Linked DNA regions of Mus musculus: region 2 is linked to region 1. Evidence: chromatin loops called from intact Hi-C (ENCODE). Cell type or tissue: left cerebral cortex. All regions are shown on one strand.

Region 1 (8,000 bases):
TGATCTTTAGATCCAAGAGATAAATGTAGGCAGTTATTTGAGTTATTACTAAAGTAAACTTCACCAGTTCACAGTATAAAATTATCAGTAAGATTCTTTTTTTAAGGCCCATATAGTCCCTTTCAGCAACCATTATAAAAAGAAGGCCAAAGGGAAAGAGCAAAGGAAGATGCACAGAAGATTCTATTGAGAGGACAGAGGTGATAGTCATTAGTGCTGTGTGAACCTGCTTTAAATGTGCAATAACCTTGACTGCAGAGAATCCTAACGTGCATCCATTAGCTTCCTAGCTCATTTTTGCTCTAATTTTGTACCTTTTTCCTGGCATCATTTTCAACTGTTCTTTTCTTTTCCTTTCCTTCCTTTCTTTCTTTCTTTCTTTCTTTCTTTCTTTCTTTCTTTCTTTCTTTCTTTCTTTCTTTCTTTCTTTCTTTCTTTCTTTTTTTTTCCTGCTGTTTCCTACCAACCCTCAGGCTTTCTGTGCAAGAGGGATTCCACAGACTCCGGGAGGGTAATGAAAAGGTCAGGAGGCTATGGAGATTTCAATGAGGGACCATATCCTCTAGGATGAGGTGGCCGCTGTCTTGGCACCAGAAAATTAACTCCCATTCTTTGTTTAACTGAACCAATTGCAACTTTATCCAGAATCTTTTCGGGCAGTTAGGAAGCAGCTGCAAAGGAGGTAGTTCTTCAGGGGAAATTGCAAAATCCTAACCACCTTCTTGAACTACACTGACTGTTTAAATGCGTGTCTTCCTTTAATAGAATCAGTCTAGACTACTAATAAAGAGGAAAAAGAAATTGGTGGGGGGAGGGGGGAAGCAAAGGAGAGGGCAAGAAAAAGGCCTCCAGAAACCTCTTTGAAGTATTAAAATAATCACTATTAAGGCGGGGTCTGGAACAGTGCTAAGTCTTGCTTTTCTTCAAATGTTTGCTTGCACGAGTCTTCCTGAGCACTGTACAATATGAAAATACCTTCTTTACTACCCTGGGAGGAGATCCTTAAACATATGCAAGCGAACGCCAGTGATTGGGTGCTTACTAGCTAAGGGAGGCAGCGGCATTTCAGGAAGGTGTCCAGCTCAGATTACTGACTGCTTTTTCACTTGTCCATAACTTCCACCCAGGGGTCTTAGGGTCCCCCTCAGATATGATATCAAGCAAGCGTCATCCTTATTTCACTTGACCTGGTCTGAGGGGCAGCACATGGTAGAAGCTGCAAGAGCTGGGCAGAGTTCCAGTAAAGAGGGGCTGACAGGCGAGAGCAGTGCTCTGCAACGCTTGTCAGACAGAGAACTGGAGCAGCGGCTCCTTTGTGGGCTGGTAAATCCCCCTCCCGAGTGCACAGCAGGGACATTTGATCTGCAGGGTGATTGATAAGTGCTAGAGAGGGGCAGCCATCCTTCCCTCCCTCCCTCTTCTCTCCTCTCTCTTTCCCTCCCTCCTTGCCAGAAGCGCTGCTGGGTAGCGAGCTGCTCCAGTAAGGATCTTCCTACCCTGGGGTGGGTGGGTGGGGGGATACCGCCTGCGCTCCTCGCTGCTGTGCCACTCACTGCACGGCCCGCCCGACTGGTACCTAGGAGGTGCTGGCTTCTGAGCCTCTCAGAGACGCGGATGCTGCGGGAGCCTCCAGGGGAAGATCGAGGCGGAGCGCTCTCTCTGGGTAAGTTCGGAATACTCGGGAATGCCGTGGCAATGAGACCCACGAGCCGGGTTTCTTTGGCCTCAAAGTGGGTATGAGCAGGGAGAGGCTAGACTATACCCACCGTGATCAGTCAGCCCTTGTGAATCGCCCTCTCCCCTCGGTACCCTCGGGGCTCTCTCCTTTTTGCCCCTGACCTTCCAAGGCTGTGATAGGGATCCAGGAATCCCAAAGCTAGGAGACCACTGCTACTGCCAGGAATGACCCATGCAAGATCTTCTGCTAGTGAAATGAACCATTCACTGGCAGTGTCCAAGCCCAACGGCAAGGGCAGAGTGGCTTTTGGGATTGAGAGGTCATCCTCTAGCATCAAGATGTTAGCCTTTAAGGTGTAGGAAAGGTGGGGCTACTCTAGGGTTGGCGGTTAGTCCTGACCCATTCAAAGAGGGAACTCCCTTAGAGCCTGTGTCTCCCTAGAAGAGAGATTAGCCTGGAGCACCCAGCAGGCTGAAGCGGGCCTGCTAGACTTCTGACCTGGCTATGGCCTAAGAACTGCAGGAATGAAGTTGGGCTCTGAGTTGCAGCCTGGCCCCCTTCATGACTTGTGGAAAAAGCTTGGGCAAACTGGCTGGTTAGTGACAAAGAAGGCCTGGGCAATAGAATATGCATGTCAACTTCCCTCTTCTTAAGAAGAACAAACATTTTGCTTATTTAAGCATCTGCCCCTGCTACTCTTGAGTTCCCAGTTCACCCTGAACCTTTCCAGCTTCTTAAAAGCTCACTCTTTTCAGCCGTTCTTAGAGATACCCTGGACCAAATGAAACTTACTTAAAAGTGTTTGTCGAATGTGAGGCTTATTTGCTTCCAAATAACAGTCATGTTTCTGAAAAGGGTCTGTGGATGCTCAAAAGCAGGCAGAAAATAGAGTGGCTGAGCAAATTGACTCTTGCAGAAAGGAAATCATGGAATGAAAAACTGGAACTCAGGGACCTTGGTAGGGCTCATCATTACCACCAGGTTTGCTTCATTGTGTAAGTGGTAACAATTTCAAGACCTCCAAATTCCCTATCTCTCCTCTCCTCTTCCTTTTCTTCCCCTCACCTTCCTTCCTGTCTCCTCTCCTTTCATCTCTTATTTTCTCTTCTTTCCTCTTCCTCTCTCCTCTCTTCTCCTTCTCCCCCTCTTCTATCTTTCTCTTTCCTTTCTAGCAAACCAATTCTGGTCTCCAGAGAGTGTGCACAGAATTATCTATGCCTTGAATATTTTACTGTATTTGAGAACTAATAGTAATTATATTTATTTTAGCAGTAAAAACTTTACAATTGTGTGAAATGCCCCACTGAGTTTAGGTATACAATCCTCTAATTCATATTAAGCAGTACTGTGTTGTTTCTAATTTTAGCTTCTTGAAGTTAACCAAGTCAGCAAGTCACCTGGCTGAGGAATGTCCTGATCTGTAAAATAATTCCGGTCTGTTGGGTTTTGTACAGCTGTCACAGTGGATTTTACTTCAGTAAGATAACCTAATTAGCAAGTGTTTGTTAAACTAAAGCCCGAGTGAATAAATCATATCTCCCTAGGAACAATGTACTTTTAATATTTAGAAATACATAGAAAGTGCCCTTTCCTTATGAAAGAAGTGAACTTTTGCTCAGGACATATTACTCAGCCTGCACATAATGATGCACGTGCAGTCGAATGGGAGGCTATCCACCACTGCCCTCCCAACTCCCAGGGCTTCTGTGCTTGTCTCATGGTCGGTCACTCTATGGCCCAGAGAAGGACAATTAAGGCTCCAGTCTGAAATGGCAGCATGAGAGGGAATCCAGAAGTATGGTCAAAGGCTTTTCTTGAAAGGAGCAGGAAGGAAGATCACAATGCCACAGGTGGCCTTAGTGCCAAACTTTATAGACTGCCCCAATCTTTATTAGAGAGGAAGGAATTTGTATAAGCTACACAGGTCAAAGATTTCTGCTTTAACAGGGAGAGAAACAGGATAAAACGGGTGGTTTCCCATTCATGAATGGCTTATTTTGCCTGGGGCATTGCCTACCTTCCATTTTGGCTAGGCAATGAAATCCTGCATAAATTCTGTAGCAGATCTAAAGAGGAGAGGAAGGTGAATTGTTTGTGCAGCAGGCACATTTAATCAGTCCCTTTCTTCACTGTGTCTTTCCCTCGGTTTTCCTCACTTCTCTCTTTCTATCAGAGGTGGCCTGTAGCTCCTCCAAGCAACAGTAGACATTATTCACACATGCAAATGGGCTCCCCTCTTGAGACTCCTGGACCCAAGGAGTAATAATATATTAAGTAGAAAAGAGATAATGCAGGCAAAAATCCAACACCTAGCCAATTAGTGATGCTCTAGAAAGGTTATGTGAAACCAAATGCAACATCAGGGCCCAGAGGATCAGCACTCCTTTGGCATTAGCAAATGGAAACAGTAAGCTCCTAAAAGTAGTGACAGGCATGGCTGCAGAGTTAGATCAAGAACCCTGGTATTCTGTGTCTCAGCTCAAGATTCCTAGTACCCTTTTCTTTAGGAGGAGTCATTTCTCCTGCCCTGCATTCTTCCCTGTTTTTTTTTTTTTTTGGGGGGGGGGAGGGTTGGGGGGTGGGGAGAGGATCCCAGCCCTTGCAGCCTAGAGGGCTCAACAACTCTTGCCTTGGCTCCCACTCCTAGCAGAGCCTCAGCCTGGCAATGCTTTTCTGACACCCACTCCACTTCACTTTCCTCCAGGCAAAAAAGCACACGTTTAAGACTCATTATCTGGCTAAGTATAAATCTCAGGGGGAGAAGCATTTTATTTTTGTTTGGCTCAGTCTACCAGTTACTGTTTGAGCTGGCTTTCCAGAGTCCAGGCAAATAGCTGTTTGGCTGGTCATCACCAAGGAAGTAATTCCCTAAGCACTGAAACAGAGCTTTCTCCGTATATAAAGTATTGATCCCCTAGGAGAACTCTTCTCACTCCCACACAGACACACTAGCGCAGGAACACCCCACTCTGCACCTAAAGAGTCTTCCCAGCTAGCAGTCTGCCTAGCTGGCATCAGTCCTACACACACACACACACACACACACACACACACACACACACACACACACACAAAGTTCCTGGGAGGCTCTGGACCCCTCCTTGGGAGTCTGCCATGAGATGAGTCTTAATGGCCAAGTCACTGTCCTTATGCCATGTGTAGGTGAGGGAGGTCAAGTGAAGGAGATCACTAGAACTGGTCTGGATTTGGGGAGTTTCGCTGAGGCCAGAACCAAAGGGGGCTGGGCCGCCTGCTTGAGAAACAAAACTCCTGTTCAGAAGGAGCTTCTCTTGCAGCCAGCCGGGCTGGAGATAGAGTAATTCTGAAGCAACTGACGCAGCTGGGAATTGAGCTGTGCAAAGCTTTCACTCACAGGGAAGGGAAGCGTCTGCCCCACCCTCCCCCACCAAGCGCCCTGGATACACTGCCCACACTCCTCTCCTCCGTGACGTCACCCCTAGTCCTGTCCCGAGGAGCCTGCAAAACCTCTCAAATTCAAACTGCTAGACGCACTGCTGCTGCTGCCACTGGATTGAAAGCGCGCGCCCAGGCGCCGCTGTGGCAGCCGCCCGCAGTGACCCAGTCCGAAAGACCTCCCTATGTAATCGCATCCCTGGTTCCCCACAGCGCAGCTTCTTTCTGTTCCAATCCTCCTCTTCCTCTCTGGCCGCCAGCCGGATTTCTAATTTCTGCGCACCCCACCCCCCTGCCCAATCAAATTAATTCAAGCAACAAAAAAAGCAAAGCTTCCCCCACTGCAAGCGGCATCTTCTTTTACTTTGCTCTCTTTCTCTTCCTGAAGATGCTAAACTACTGGTGGACTGAAGAGGAGAGGAGCCCCGTCTTCTCCTGATGTGTGAGTAACCCCCAGCCAGAGCTTTCTCTGCACTCTCATTCTGTCCCCTCCGCCAGCTCCCTGACTCTTAATTTTTCCACCCCTTTTTTGTGCAGTTTAAAAAAAAAAAAAGTAAAGCAATTTCTACTGCAAGCCCAAGACGGGCAATCCACTTGAGATTTCTTCAAAATACCCCAGGGGAGGAGGAGATGGGCCGGATTTAGTAGGACAACTCGATTACTAATGACTCCGTGGCTGGCTGTGACCCGCAGGGAAATCAGGTGCAAGCATGTGTGTTCCAGGATGCGTTGTGTGGGTGGGCTGGGGGTAGTGGGTAGAGAGAAAGAAAAGAAACTGCTTTGAAATACGCAATGATTTCATTCTTCCTTGCTGCCTACCCCCTCACTCTCCCTCCCTCCCACCCGCCTGCCTCCTAGCTTTGCCATTTTAATCGGGCTTCCTTGTTTCTTTTTTCCCTGCATCCCGCTTTCTCCCCCGTCCCTCAATCAAGGTTTGCCTGTAAGTACCTGAGCTGACATCGAAGGTGCTTAAAGATGCTGAGCGGCGTTTGGTTCCTCAGTGTGTTAACAGTGGCCGGGATCTTACAGACCGAGAGTCGCAAAACTGCCAAAGACATTTGCAAGATCCGCTGCTTGTGCGAAGAGAAGGAAAACGTACTGAATATTAACTGTGAAAACAAAGGATTTACAACTGTCAGTTTGCTTCAACCCCCCCAGTATCGCATCTATCAGCTGTTTCTCAACGGAAACCTCTTGACCAGACTGTATCCAAATGAGTTTGTCAATTATTCAAATGCGGTGACTCTTCATCTAGGTAACAATGGGCTGCAGGAGATCCGACCTGGGGCATTTAGTGGTCTGAAAACTCTCAAAAGACTGCACCTCAATAACAACAAACTGGAGGTATTGCGAGAGGACACTTTTCTAGGCCTAGAGAGTCTGGAGTACCTCCAAGCTGACTACAATTACATCAGCACCATCGAGGCAGGGGCATTCAGCAAACTGAATAAGCTGAAAGTACTCATCCTGAATGACAACCTTTTGCTGTCTTTGCCCAGTAATGTGTTTCGGTTTGTCCTGCTGACTCACTTAGACCTGAGGGGGAACAGGTTGAAAGTAATGCCTTTTGCTGGTGTCCTTGAACATATTGGAGGAATCATGGAAATTCAGCTGGAAGAAAACCCGTGGAATTGCACCTGTGACTTACTTCCTCTCAAGGCATGGCTGGACACCATTACTGTTTTTGTGGGGGAGATTGTCTGTGAAACCCCTTTCAGGTTACATGGGAAAGATGTGACCCAGCTGACCAGACAAGACCTCTGTCCCAGAAAAAGTGCAAGTGGTGATTCTAGTCAGAGGAGCAGCCATTCAGACACACATGTTCAAAGGCTGACCCCTACAACAAATCCTGCTCTCAACCCAACCAGAGCTCCAAAAGCCAGCCGGCCACCCAAAATGAGAAATCGTCCGACTCCTCGAGTGACTGTGTCAAAAGACCGGCAGAGCTTTGGCCCGATCATGGTGTACCAGACCAAGTCCCCCGTGGCCCTCACCTGTCCCAGCAGCTGTGTCTGTACTTCTCAGAGCTCAGACAATGGTCTAAATGTGAATTGCCAAGAAAGGAAGTTCACTAACATCTCTGACCTACAGCCCAAACCTACCAGTCCAAAGAAACTCTACCTAACAGGGAACTATCTCCAAACAGTCTATAAGAATGACCTCTTAGAATACAGTTCACTGGATTTGTTGCATTTAGGAAACAACAGGATTGCAGTCATTCAGGAAGGTGCCTTTACAAACCTGACCAGTTTACGAAGACTTTATCTGAATGGCAATTACCTTGAAGTGCTGTATCCTTCTATGTTTGATGGACTGCAGAGCTTGCAGTATCTCTATTTAGAGTATAATGTCATTAAGGAAATTAAGCCTCTGACCTTTGATGCTTTGATTAACCTCCAGCTCCTGTTTCTGAATAACAACCTGCTGAGGTCCTTACCTGATAATATATTTGGGGGCACAGCCCTCACCAGGCTGAATCTGAGAAACAATCATTTTTCTCACCTGCCTGTGAAAGGGGTCCTGGACCAGCTTCCTGCTTTTATCCAGATAGATCTGCAAGAGAACCCATGGGACTGCACCTGTGACATCATGGGGCTAAAGGACTGGACCGAACATGCCAATTCTCCTGTCATCATCAATGAGGTGACTTGTGAGTCTCCCGCTAAGCATGCAGGGGAGATACTGAAATTCCTGGGAAGGGAGGCTATTTGTCCAGAAAATCCTAACCTGTCAGATGGGACTATTTTGTCAATGAATCACAACACAGACACACCTAGATCACTTAGTGTGTCTCCTAGTTCTTACCCCGAACTACACACTGAAGTTCCACTCTCCGTTTTAATTTTAGGATTGCTTGTGGTTTTTATCCTGTCTGTCTGTTTTGGGGCGGGGTTGTTCGTCTTTGTTC
Region 2 (8,000 bases), 920 kb before region 1:
AGGGGTGCAAGAACCTATAGAGGCCATATGGAGAGGTTAGACCTGGCCCCCTGTTGAGAGATTGGGGCACCCATCCTTCTCAAAAATTTTAACCCAGAATTGCTCCTGTCTAAAGGAAATACAGGAACAAAGAATGGAGCAGAGACTGAAGGAAGAACCATCTAGAGTCTGCCCCACCTGGGGATTTATCCCATATGCAGCCACCAAACCCAGTTACTGATACCAAAAAGTGCTTGTGAACAGGAACTTGATATAGCGGTTTCCTGAGAGTCTCTGCCAGAGCCTAACTGATAGCACAGCCAACCAAGGGACTAAGCACAGGGACCCCAATGGAGGAGTTAGGGGAGGGACTGAAGGAACTGAAGGGGTTTGCAACCCCATAGGAAGAACAACAATATCAACCAACGAGAACCCCCCCCCCCGACCTCCCAGGGACTAAACCACCAATTAAAGAATACTCATGGAGGTACCCATAGCTCCATCTGCATATGTAGCAGAGGATGGCCTTATCTGGCATCAATGAGCAGAGAGGCCCTTGGTTCTGTGAAGGTTTGGTGCCCCAGTGTAGGGGAGGGGAATGCTAGGACAGCGAGGCAGGAATGGATAGGTGGGTAGGAGAGCACCCTCATAGAAGTAAGGGGGGGTGAAAGAGGGGTTTTGCAGAGGAGAAATCAGGAAGCACGATAAACATTTGAGATATAAATAAATAAAATAACCAATAAAAATTTTAAAAAAGAAAAATGTTATCTTAGAACACTAAATAAATATGAAAAGCTGATTGTATATTGATGCTCTCTTAGAATTTTTAACAAAGTATATGAAATGAATACACAGTTAGTTATGATCTTTACATATTCTTTTTTTTAAGTTTATCAAACATTTTTGTATAATTTCATATAGAAGTACTGAAATTACACTGCTTCCATTTCACCCTTTCCCCTTCCTCCACCTACAGCTCTTCTCATGTCATACCTCACTCCTTCTCAAATTCATCACCCACTTTTCTTTAAATATATTTAAATTTCTTTGTTCTACATACATCTATGTGCATAAATTATTTAACACGCATACATATGAATAACCTACTGAGTCCATTTAGTGTTGCTTGTATGTACATTTTCTTAAGATAAGCCCACTGATAAATTTTCCAATTCCAAATGTAAAATGTGAATTTAATTAATGAAATTATTAAGGAGGTATATTTATGTACTTATTTGTGCATATATGTGTGCATATAACAATTGTAAAGAGAAGGGCACCAGGAATTTGAAATGGAGTGAAAGCAGGTGAACATGCAGAGGGTTGCAGAGACTGGACAAGAGAAGGATTATAGGAAGGAAAGAGAAAGGAAGGAATTGTTAATAGTTGTATTTAAATTAAAATGTAAAAGTATAAAAATATGGAAATTTGTAGAAATCGGCAGTGGGTGTAGGGGTTGCATCTCTAGCAAGTGTCAGAGACCCTGGGGCTCTGAGAGACTGAACCACCAACCCAAGAGCATACACAGGCTGGACCTAAGCCTCTCACTCATATGTAGTAGATGGTGCAGCTTGGTCATCATAAGGGTCCCCCAACAACTGAAATGCACATTCCCTAAACCTGTTTTCTGCTTGTGGATCCTGTTCTTCTAACTGTGCTACCTGTCTGGCCTCAGTGGGAGAAAATTGCCTAGTCCTGCAGTGACTTGATGAGCCAGGGTAGATTGATACCCAGCTGGGAGTCCCCCTTCTCAGAGGAGAATTGAGAAAAGTATCTATGTGAGGGAATACTGGGACAAGGGGTATGTAAAGTGAAAATTATATTGGTATATAAAGTGAAAAAAAATGAGCTAATAAAAAATAAAAGTTGTAGAGACAAAAATACTCAAAGACAAATCATATTATGTGCATATGCATATTATATGCATATACATGTATTAATATATGTTTGCAAATGTTCATGTATGCATGCATTCATATATATGCATATGGATGACTAAGAGACTGAAAGACAAACTCACACTAATTTAAATTTCCAGCCTTTTATTTCCTTTTCTGTAACCAAGAATAGAAAGTGTTAGAAGTCTGGAATGAACTCTAGAGTTACTGATAGCATGAAAAGGAGAGGATAGTAACTATAGTTTCATTTGAAAAGATATTTTAAGATAGGAAAATTTGGTATACTAAAAACAAATGAAAAAATGTTTATACAAATATTACCTCATTACTTTTTTACTAACTTATAATTTTGTAGCATTTGTATATGTTTATAAATAGCATGGAAATAAGTAGATTAATGAGTTTCTGTTGTCTCCTGTATTTTTACAATTTTCACAAGTAAACATGTATTTTAGAACCAAAGAATATATTTCCCTAAAATATGTTAGTAATAGCTTTGACATGACTGTTTTTTTTTAATTATGTGTACTCTAAATGAATCACTACGGAACTGCAGCACACAACTTTGTCTTTTACAGTCTCCAGTCTTTCAGAAATGTCAGTCTAGAAAGCAATCTTCTGAAATTCTTCAAGTATCCAGCAGAAGTAATTCCTGAAGCGTTCAGTGGAAGGTGTTAAAAGCTACTTTTTAACACAAGTAAAAGCAAAACATTATAATAAAATATCCTGAAAATGTATAAAGTATGCTTTGGGTTTCTATAGGGAAAAATATTTTTTTACAATTTATTTACTTACATCAAATGCTGCACCCCTTCCGGGTGTCCCTCTCACAAAGACCCTCTGCACAACCCCCTTCCCTTCTCCTCTGAGAGGGTGCCCCCCAGGTATCCACCCAACAAGTGAAAAATATTTTAAGACTGAATGATCCCATATACAACCACCAAACCCAGACACTATTATGGATGCCAACAAAAACTTGTTAACAGGAACCTGAGACAGTTGTGTTATGTGAGGCTCTGCCAGTGCCTGACAAATACAGAAGTGGATGCTCACAGCCATCCAATGGATATTGGACAGAGCACAGGGTCCTCACTGAAGGAGCTAGAGAAAGTACCCAAGGAGCTGAAGGAATTTGCAACCCCATAGGAGGAACAATATGAACTAACCAGTACCCCCAGAACTCCCTGGGACTAAACCATCAACCAAAGAGTATACATAGAGGGACCCATGGCTCTAGCTGCATATGTAGCAGAGGATGGCCTAGTAGGTCATCAATGGGAGGAGAGGCCCTTGATCCTGTGAAGGTTCTATGCCACAGTATAAAGGAATGCCATGGCCAGCAAGTGGGAGTGGGTGAGTTGGTGAACAGTGGGAAGGTAGGAGGGCATAGGGGATTTTTGGAGGGAAAACAAGGAAAGGAGATAGCATATGAAATGTAAATAAAGAAAATATCTAAGAAAAATAAATAAATAAAACCATAACAAAACAAACAAACAAAAATAAAAAAAGACTGAATGCACTTATTTTCCTAGAGACCTACAAATCAGCTTTTTGCAGTATGTGAGACTGGCCACAAGGGGGCAGAAGAACAATGTAATATTTTTTAAAGGTCTTCCTAGAAAACAGCAGCTTAATTTTTACCAAATGTTGCCAAATATTCACTATAATTATTCTTAAATTCTAACAATCCAGTGTATCACTTCTACTTATTCATATTATACATATAAAGTACACAATTGGTAAACAATGCAAATATTAATGACAGTGCATAGGAATATTAATGCTTTCTATATGTATACAAACATATAAACTTATTTATGAATATATTTTATTGGGCTATAGAGAATAATAGTTTCAATATTATCAATATTCCTGGATTATTTTGTGTTAATTTAATCATTTGATAGAGTTGAATTCTTCATTAATATCCCCCCAGGAAGATGCCGTGAAAGAAACAAATTCAACTGGAATGACTTATAAGGAAGCTTTCAAGAGCTCCTAGACTAAATCACTGATGGTATCTATCAATAAAGAATTTCAGAAGGCTGAAAAAAAAAATGTCCCCAAACTCAGTATGGTAAGTCATATATAAGAGTTGAGGAAATATTTCCTACCAACTAGTGTGGTGATACAAAACACTTATGATTTTAAGAAATATATTAAAGTGGTAACAATATTGGCTTTGCTCTGTCCTGGTACCAAAGATTTAACTCTGTGTGTTCAGTGATGGTGTAAAGTAATGCCTATCATGAAGAACCATGGCACAGCATCTGTGCCATACATGCATGTTATCACTTCACAATTCATATTTCAGGAGGTCTACAGGCAATAATTGAGCATCATCTTTTTTTAACCTATCTCAAAAGCATCATCTCAGCAGTGACTGCATGAAGAATGACAATTTCCTACTAGGTGCAATTAATTATGTCATCATGAAGTGACTGAAAACCTTAGAAATATTCTACATCAAGATTTTGATAAACCTAGCTATAAAGGGTTATATAAATTCTGTTAACAGTGTTTTCAAGCAGTATTTGAGTTTGACACAGTGAGCTTTGCATGAATGGTAGTAGTCAATATTAAAACTTCATTTAGTCAATTAAAAACATTTAGTGACTATGTATGTAAAAATATTTTAAGGTACTTTTGCAACCATGTATGTATTCTAAAATAAAACATATAAGTGTTCATTTGATATTCAAATTTAGCTGTCAGTTGTTTCACCCTCAGCCTGATATGATCCTTACTAAACTATAAATCTATTTCTCTGATATGTTTGAAAGATAGGATTCATACCAAGCAGGAACGAATAAAGTCATAATTAGTTAACTATGTATTTCATGCGTTATGAGAGTTTTATACTCTCTTTGAAGAACATATTTTCCAACTATTCTTCTTTCCCTTGACAGTCACGTCTTTTCATTTACCATGGTCTCTATATCTGTTTTCCTTCTTCAGTTTTCAACTGGAAACCTTAAGGCCCTCAGGTGATTTGCTAGGAAATGGGATTTTCAGATTACTATAAAATGAAGGGAGTTAACATCTAGTTGCTGGGCTCAATGTCCTTATAAATAGATCTCAAAGTCAGATGTGTGTGGTAGTGCACAGCTTTAATCTTAGTACCAGGAAACAGGACGAAGGGGCAGGAGGACTGGGTGTTCTATGTTGCCCAGGATTTATACTATAACACCCTATTTCAAAACAGACAGAAAGAAAGAACCCAGAGTATATTTCTTGCTCATTACATTAAAGGAAACAGAAACCACAAGTAAATATAAAATCTTCAAGTTCCTTCATCTTAAATGTCTAGGTTTAGAACTGTAAATATTTAAATATATAAAGTACCCAGTTTATGCTATTCCATGAGAGAAATCTTCCTAGAGATGTACAACATGCAACTTTAAATTGGCCTCACATGAAAGCTCCCAATTTACTCCCTGCTTTGCCCCATTGTGTAGCAATCTTCTCTAAGATAAAATATTCCATCTTGTATGAAATGCCATAAAGCACAGGACATTCTAAACTTTAGAATATAAAGGTAGATTTATATCAAACATTCTATCCTCTAGAGACGCTCAATGAAATTCAAAAGTATATGCAATATGCATGTATCAACAATTAATGCAAAAGGAGGCCATGAGTTTAAAGAGAACACGGGGGTATATGGGAAGGCTTGATAAAAAGAAAACAGGAAATTATCTAATTATATTATTATCTCAAAAAAACTTAGTAATAAGGAATAAATGAATAAATACCTAATAAAAAGAAAATGCATAAACAGCAAATAATAACAATAATAATAATAAAACAATTATCAAGAAGTAAAATTTTCAATAGCTTCATGCTGTTTCTGTAAATGGCAAAGTTCAGTAGTATCTTTGTTCTCAAGCTCATATGACTATAAGGACTACTAACAGACACTCTCAGAGTAGAACAGCCACCTTGAACAGGCTCAGAGCAACTAAGCGTCCTAGAAGTGACACTCTCCAATCTGCTGAACTGGGTGGAACTTATATAGTGCCTAGGTTTCCAGTTTTTGTGAAATATCATCCATATTTCATTGAAGGGAGCAGCCTTTTAGCCATTTCTATTTCTTTAACTCCTTACCTATTTATGTAGGTAACTCAATAATAAGTTTGACTCAATAAGTTTGAGTCGGGTGGTAGGTATCTTCATCAGGTGCATGTCTCACAGATTCCTTATCTAGAATAACTTCCCATATTTCCAAGAAGTATGACACCAACTTGCTTATAACACATAGCTTTGCAACTTTGCAGATCTGAGTGTGAAACTCCTCATTCTAACTCCTTCTCATCACTAACAGTCACACAATTAATAATAATTTGGCACTAATTGAACTGGGGAATGATTTAGTCTGTCAACGTCAGGCAGTACAGGTATGAAGGACCTGTGAGTGGATCCCCAAAACCCTCCCCAAACGCATGCACAGTGGCATTCTTCTGGGAGCCCAGTACTGGAGAGCTTAGACTGCAGGATCCCTGTGCCCAAGCCACATCTTGGTGTCATTACCTTAGCATTACATATATTACTGAAACCTGAAGGTCAGTTCCTTCCAGCACTTGATACTCCATTGCAGAACAGAGTTAATCTAAAAATTTCTGAAATTTCCCAAAATGGTGTGCTGATTTGGACAAGAATTTCAACGTGAATCATTTGGAGAAAACTAGCATCCTGTCCTGCACTAGTAATGGTAGCACTATTTTCCTCTTCAGTTAGTAACTATGAAAAATTAATTTCATTTGTTCTACAACAATCCTATACATCATGAAGGAAGACTCATTTTGTCATCCTAATTTATCCTAGAATTGTTATTTGAATATAAATGCTCCATAAACACATGTTTATAAAGTCTTGGGACTCTGCAAGGTACAGTTGTAGCTTGGTGGAACTTTTAGGACTTAAAATGTGGTGAGAAGTCTTTGGTTCTTTAAAAGTATTCTCTCCCTCAGCCCCTCCATTCCTCGATCCCTTCCTCCCTCCCTCCCTGTAGCTGTCCAGCAGCCATGAATGATCTGGGTACCTGAAAGGGGGGCTGGAAATAAAAAAAGAAAACAAAAAGGGCTGGCAAGAGAAGGATGAAGCCAACACAAAAGTTTCTGATCAAGGCTCAAGGCTTTTTTATTTTTTATTTTTTTATTTTAATTAGGTATTTTCTTCATTTACATTTCCAATGCTATCCCAAAAGTCCCCCATACACCTCCCCCCAACTCCCCGACCCACCCACTCCCACTTCTTGGCCCTGGCGTTCCCCTGTACTGAGGCACATAAAGTTTGCAAGACTAATGGGCCTCTCTTTCCAATGATGGCCGACTAGGCCATCTTCTGATACATATGCAGCTAGAGACACGAGCTCCAGGGGGTACTGATTAGTTCATATTGTTGTTCCACCTATAGGGTTGAAGACCCACCTAGCTCCTTGGGTACTTTCTCTAGCTCCTCCATTGCGGGCCCTGTGATCCATCCAATAGCTTACTATGAGCATCCACTTCTGTGTTTGCTAGGCCCCAGCATAGCCTCACAAGAGACAGCTATATCAGGGTCCTTTCAGCAAAATCTTGCTAGTGTTTGCAATGGTGTCAGCTTTTGAAGGCTGATTATGGGATGGATCCCCGGATATGGCAGTTTCTAGATGGTCCATCCTTTTGTCTCAGCTCCAAACTTTGTCTCTGTAACTCCTTCCATGGGTGTTTTGTTCCCAATTCTAAGAAGGGGCAAAGTGTCTACACTTTCATCTTTGTTCTTGAGTTTCATGTGTTTTGCAAACTGTATCTTGTATCTTGGGTATTCTAAGTTTCTGGGCTAATATCCACTTATCAGTGAGTACATATTGTGTGAGTTCCTTTGTGATTGGGTTACCTCACTCAGGATGATGCCCTCCAGGTCCATCCATTGCCTAGAAATTTCATAAATTCATTCTTTTTAATAGCTGAGTAGTACTCCATTGTGTAAATGTACCACATTTTCTGTATCCATTCCTCTGTTAAGGGGCATCTGGGTTCTTTCCAGCATATGATATTATAAATAAGGCTACTATGAACATAGTTGAGCATGTGTCCTTTATCAGTTGGAACATCTTCCGGATATATGCCCAGGAGAGGTATT

The links. A loop is a pair of places that touch in the nucleus more often than their neighbours do. Peaks named below come from ENCODE experiments on the same cell type or tissue, not always from the same donor. Only the 100,000 strongest peaks of a DNase experiment are listed, where the experiment ranks them.
Region 2: a loop joins it to region 1, with 13 times the contacts of the local background. A loop is called at or near these places in 2 of 42 quality-filtered maps.

Annotation. Positions count from the first base shown.
Region 1 is chrX:66,647,838-66,655,837 of GRCm38, forward strand. Slitrk2 (SLIT and NTRK-like family, member 2) reads left to right here and starts at 1,481. Exons shown (of 3, transcript NM_001161431.1): 1 at 1,481-1,663; 2 at 5,481-5,534; 3 at 6,025-8,000. The coding sequence starts at 6,068. In left cerebral cortex, no CTCF peak of the experiment used is centred here; DNase peaks (open chromatin) are centred at 1,087, 1,257, 1,527, 2,218 and 9 more places; H3K4me3 peaks cover 5,426 bases; H3K27ac peaks cover 4,552 bases.
Region 2 is chrX:65,731,344-65,739,343 of GRCm38, forward strand. No RefSeq gene overlaps it. Among named protein-coding and RNA genes, the nearest start is that of Gm52432, 28 kb to the left of the region's middle. In left cerebral cortex, a CTCF peak has its summit at 3,436 (motif pointing right); a DNase peak (open chromatin) is centred at 3,447.